2 separate regions of the Homo sapiens genome follow, and region 2 is linked to region 1. Evidence: read pairs that join two places in POLR2A ChIA-PET (ENCODE). Cell type or tissue: GM12878. All regions are shown on one strand. Each heading gives the region's core, and the rest is flanking DNA. Links, peaks and the distances in the headings are about the cores only. Region 1 overlaps ZC3HAV1 (zinc finger CCCH-type containing, antiviral 1). Region 2 overlaps KIAA1549.

What was found. Peaks named below come from ENCODE experiments on the same cell type or tissue, not always from the same donor. Only the 100,000 strongest peaks of a DNase experiment are listed, where the experiment ranks them.
Region 2: POLR2A ChIA-PET joins it to region 1 with 10 read pairs; 9 of 35 experiments call an interaction of 5 or more read pairs at or near these places.

What each region holds. Positions count from the first base shown.
Region 1 is chr7:139,059,401-139,062,314 of GRCh38, forward strand. ZC3HAV1 (zinc finger CCCH-type containing, antiviral 1) reads right to left here. Exons shown (of 13, transcript NM_020119.4): 9 at 1,636-1,738. Among named protein-coding and RNA genes, the nearest start is that of MIR10399, 17 kb to the left of the region's middle. In GM12878, for the core only: no CTCF peak of the experiment used is centred there; no DNase peak of the experiment used is centred there; H3K27ac peaks cover 233 bases.
Region 2 is chr7:138,869,610-138,872,523 of GRCh38, forward strand. KIAA1549 reads right to left here. Exons shown (of 20, transcript NM_001164665.2): 13 at 1,548-1,753; 14 at 1-152. Among named protein-coding and RNA genes, the nearest start is that of ATP6V0A4, 73 kb to the left of the region's middle. In GM12878, for the core only: no CTCF peak of the experiment used is centred there; no DNase peak of the experiment used is centred there.

The DNA of each region.
Region 1 (2,914 bases), core at 203-2,702:
GAGGTCAAGAGTTCGAGACCAGCCTGGCCCTCACGGTGAAACCCTGTCTCTATTAAAAATACAAAAATTAGCTGAGCATAGTGCCATGTGCCTGTAGTCCCAGCTACTCAGGAGGCTGAGGCAGGAGAATCACTTCAACCAGGGAGGCAGAGGTTGCAGTGAGCCGAAATTGTGCCACTACACTCCAACCTGGGTGACAGAGTAAGACTCTGTCAAAAAAAAAAAAAAAATTTACTGAAAGGGACTTTAGATAGCTACACCAATCAGATTCTAATTCTTGGGAAATCAACTTGAGAAATTCAGAGAAAATTAGGCAGTTAGTGGCAGAAGATAAGGCTGAAGAGATATGCAGGTTGGAATTATGAATTAGAATTAAGTCAACTTAATTATATATATAGTTACTAAGTCTATTAATAGCAGGGGAATAAAAATAATAATAACCAGAGCAGTTAACATTTTCTGAACACCTGATCAGTGTTCGGAATGTGTTACCCAAGCAACCGTGAGGAAGGTATTATTATTAAGCCCATTTTACAGATGAGGATATACAGAGTGATTCATTTGTCCAAATCCACACAGCTAATGGGTGGCAAGGTGGAATTTGAACCTAGGTGAGCTAGATCCAGCATCCAGGCTGTTAACCTGGTCCCAAGAAAGAATCTTTGACTCTAGGCTGCTGCAGTTCTAAAGCAGAATAGGAAGCAACTCCCCTTCCTGAGGCCCTGATATAGCTCAGTTTCCATTCTTAGATTCTTGCGAGTTGTTTTCCATATGACTTCATAGTTATTTATCTTTTTAGTAACTTCCTTTTTCATCAAATAGCTTGAATTCTTACAACCAAAAGAACCTAGTTAGAACACCTTGATTTTATACTTCTCTTGAAGCCTGTTTTATGTAATCACACATCACCCAGAAAAAAAATATCCAACTCCAAAAATGTTCATGAACAATGTAGAGTTTACTGAGCAGTTCACAAGGAGAGTTACAATGAATCCCCCACAGCAACATTTCCTTTAAAATCCCTTCAATCAATATTATCTCTCACCAAAACCCTTGCTCTAACAGCTAGCTCATCCCTTTTTTCTATCTCTTTCTCCGCCCCTCATCCTCTATAAATCGTGTAGGAAAACAAAAGACACCCAAAAGAATCCACAGCAAAGCCAGGCACGGTGGCTCATGCCTGTAATCCCAGCACTTTGGGAGACTGAGGTAGGAGGATCACTTGAGCTCAGGAGTTCAAGACCAGCCTGGGCAACAAAGTGAGACCCCCTCTAAAAAAAAAAAAAAAAAAAAGAATCCACAGCAAAACAAAAACCCAGTATATATGATTATTCCTTAGGTGTACTGCATCAATCCAGCTCTTCACAGCTGGAGAAGCTAAAGCCCAGAGTATTTAGGAGACTCGCTCAGACTTCCCTTTCAGAAAGAAAATTCATTTTCCGATCTAGTATCCTTTCAGTCACACCATGCTGCTTAACAAGCATCTTACTCATCGATAATGCAAATGGAAACTGCAGAGTAATGCAAACAGGAACTTTTCAGGAAAACAGGCTCCAGATTCACGAGTGACTTGATGAGCCCAGGGCATGAACATCTCAAGCATCTGTCAGCAAACAGCTGCTTCAGAACACTTACTCTGGCCCTCTCTTCATCTGCTGCACATACCACTGAGGCACAAATGTTGGTCTTCTGATGACATCCTTTTGAGTTTTGGAAGCTATGTTTGTCTGAATCATCCCTTTGGACAGAAAAAAAAATAAAAGCAGTGAGAATCAAGATCAGCCCTAGAAAATGACTTCTTGTTATTTTGCAGAGGCTATTTACACGGCAAATATTCAAGACTGACCTGTATGTATACGAATAGAGAAAATCCTTTGGGATGAGAATTGCTCACAGTAAAAGACTTGTATCCTTCACTGCCATTAGTAGAAGGCTCAAAGCAAAGGAGTGAATGAATATTCAGGAATTAATCTCATCTTTAAATCCAAGTTGGATGGTAAAAGAGGAGAGCTGGGGCAGCCAAATAACAAGACACCATCCTTTCAAGCTTCCCTACACCAGACATCAGTGATTACGGGTTGGAATCTGGTAGCTGTCTTGAAGGGTTCTTTTCTACATCAAGTGTGAAATATCATTTTCAATTCATGCCGTAAACCTCAGTCCAAACTGTAACCAGAGTGAACCCTTCAGAAAGTAAGTCATAATACATTGCTAGTGAGAGTGTAAAATGAAACCACCACGTTGGAAAACAGTTTGGTGGTTTCTTATACAGTTAAATATGCACTCCTATGTGATTTAGCAATCCCATTTCTGGGTATTTACCCAAGAGAAATGAAAACCTGTATCCACACAAAGATGTGCACGTGAATGCTCACAGCAGCGTTATTATGATAACCAAAAAGGAGAAATAACCTAAGTGTCCATCAGCTGGTAAACAAATAAACTATGGAATAGCCTTACAATAACTTATTACTTATTCCTCAGTGATAAAAGAGGAACAACTACTATACATGCAACAACGCGGTTGAGTCTAAAAAACATTATTCCAGAGTGAAAGAAGTCAGCCACATGCAATGTGCCTACTGCAAGCGTTTATTAATATCAAATTCTAGAACAGGTAAAACAGGGACAGAAAGCAAATCAGCAATAGCCTGTGATGGGGATAAAGTGAGGTGTATGTGGTGTTGCTGGGGAAACTGATTGCAAAGAGACATAAGGAAACTTTCGGGATTGATGGAAATGTTCTATATCCTGCTTAGGGTGGTGGTTACACGCATTTGTCAATACTCATCCAACTGCACTCTTAAAATATGAAACAAACATAAACCACACACACACACACACACACACAAAGCAAATCAGATCATGCCACAACACTGCTCAAAATCTTCCCGGGACCTCCGCCTAATAAAAT
Region 2 (2,914 bases), core at 143-2,642, 190 kb before region 1:
GCCCTGCGGTACACCCGGTGTCGCTCCTTAGTGTCGCCCGAGGACAGGTCGTCTACCACCGGGAACTCGTAGTGCCCGCGGCGCTTGGCGCGCAGGCGGATCTTGTTGCGATGGTGCTCGATCTCAGACTTGTGCCGCAGCGCGGTCTGAATCTGAGGAAGGGTGAGGGAGAGAAAGACAGCCATAGAGGTCCCGGGAAGCTTCTGGGACACACACTTCGCAAAGTCTTTATTTATTTTTATGTTTATTTATTTATTTGAGACAGAGTCTCACTCTGTTGCCCAGGCTGGAGTGCAATGGCATGATCTCAGCTCGCTGCAACCTCCACTTCCCGGGTTCAAGTGATTCTCCTGTCTCAGCCTGCCGAGTAGCTGGGATTACAGACACGCACCATCATGCCCAGTTCATTTTTTGTACTTTTAGTAGAGATGGGGTTTCTCTATGTTGGCCAGGCTGGTCTCGAACTCCTGACCTGAAATGATACGCCCACATCAAGCTCCCAAAGTGCTGGGATTACAGGTGTGAGCCACCATGCCCAGCCAGCAAAGCCTTCTAGGAGCGCCTTCCTGCTATGCTCCTCTCCTCTGGCCCACACTTAACTTGCTGTCTGTAAGCTCCACGGAGTCACCGAGAGAGCGACAGGCACAGACCAGGGAGGAGCAGAGACCCTGCCATCCCACGAGCTTTACCCTCAAGCACTGTGTGGTGCACTGGAGTCTTGTCACCATCCCCCAAAGCAGGGAAAAAAAGTCACTCGAACCTTGGAAATCGGCCAATGACAACTTTAAAGAGACATCTGATAACCAGAAAAGAATATTTTCCTCCTTTAGAGATCTTTAATAAATAGGACTGACAGATATAAAGAGGATAATTACCTAGTGTCACCAAAACAAGTTACCTGACATGAGACCCCCTGCCCCCAGAGTGGTATCCCCAAAGACGGAAACCTGAACTGCGTTGAAGCGTGAGGAGGATCAGAAGCTGAAGTGGCTCTTTCTGAGGAGGGCAGCCCCTGGTCGGCCGCACTAACACTTTTCTGCATGTCTGCCAATGCGCCCCAGAGTGTCCATGCACAGTATCTGATCTCCAACAAGCGTGATGTTTTACATTAAGAATCCTTGTCAGCAGCTTATGCCTTCAGTAACTAGTTGACACTGTACCTTGCACTCATTTTCAAACACAGACCCAATAAGTGTGTGAGTTTTTTTTGTTTTTGTTTTTGTTTTGAGATGGAGTCTCACTCTGTCAACCAGGCTGGAGTGCAGTGGCGAGATCCCGGCTCAGTGCAAACTCCCCCTCCCGGGTTCAAGTGATTCTCCTGCCTCAGCCTCCTGAGCAGCTGGGATTACAGGAACCCGCCACCACGCCCAGCTAATTTTGTATTTTTAGTAGAGATGGCGTTTCACCATGTTGGCCAGGCTGGTCTCAAACTCCCGACCTCAGGCGATCTGCCTGCCTTGGCCCCCCCAAGTGCTGGGATTACAGGCATAAGCCACCGGGCTTAGCCGAGTTTTTTAAGTAACAGACTTTTAAATAAAAGCAAATACCTCTTTGTTGATTTTATTGCTTTCCGCCACTCGGTCGGCTGGGGAGGGGCGCTGGACGGGAGGTGCCGGGATCGGCTGCATGGCGATAAGCTGGATCTTACTGGGGACCCGCCGGCTAGCCTCCGGGGGGCGGGAGATCCTGTCCACGTGCTCGAAGATGGAGGCTGATGAGTGCTGCTCATTTCCCGAACTGGGCAGTGGTGGCCCTGGAACAGAAGGAAAAGCAAAACACATACACGAAGTCATCTAAAGAAACAGCAACTAATCAAAATTGTGAATTATTCTTTAAAGAATCTTTGGATGGGCCTCTGACCAAAAATACATCCCCACTGCAGTAGCAGAGTGTTTACAATTTCACTCTCTGAGCTTAAATAGTCTGGGCTATATACTGTATCCTCTAACTTCATTAAAAATTACAAGTACCCTAAGAAGAGACGTGAGGAAATCATTATGATACTGTGTGAAAAACTGCACTGTTTTGTCTGTGGTTCAAAATCTTCATTCAGAAAGAATATAGGACAGAAGGAGCCTGAAGTTGCTCAGTAGTCAATAAGCCATTCACAGAACTCTCAGAAAACACATTTATAGCGGCTCTGAACTATTGCTACCATCTGGCAGGGAGCTCGCTGGAGTGATACAAATTCAGCTGCCAAGGCAATGTCGTACTACAGAGAAAACAGAAGACCAGTACGTGCAGGCAGGTACCAGTTAACAGTGACCACACTTCTGACTTTTCAGTTCTGATGTGGAAAGAAAACGAAGTTGAAGACACATGAGAAGAAAAAACCTGTTGCTTGCAGGGAATTAGTTCCTACTTTATTTATTTTTTTAATTTATTTTTTATTTTTTTGAGACGGAGTCTCACTCTCTCGCCTAGGCTGGATAGTGATTCTCCTGCCTCAGCCTCCTGAGTAGCTGGAATTACAGGAGCATGCCACCATGCCTAGCTAACTTTTGTATTAATACTTTTAGTAGAGACAAGGTTTCACGATATTGTCCAAGTTGGTCTTGAACTCCTGACCTCAAGTGATCCACCTGCCTCGGCCTCCCAAAGTGCTGGGATTACAGGCAGGAGCCACCGGGCCCGGCGCTAGTTCCTACTTTAAAAACAGTTGAAGAGTACATGTATAAATGGTTACATGGCAAATTTTAGGCCATGTATATTCAACCACAATAATTTTCTTAAAAACTAATCAGAACTGTGAAAAAAAAAAAAAAGAAATTCAAATGCACAAAAAAAAAGACAGAAAAGAAACACTTAAAAATATTAACAGAGACTGAATCTTCACATGATGGGTGATTTTTCCCCATGTCTTTTATTTTTGATAATGAGGATTTTCTGTAATAAGTATTATTTTTACAGTAGA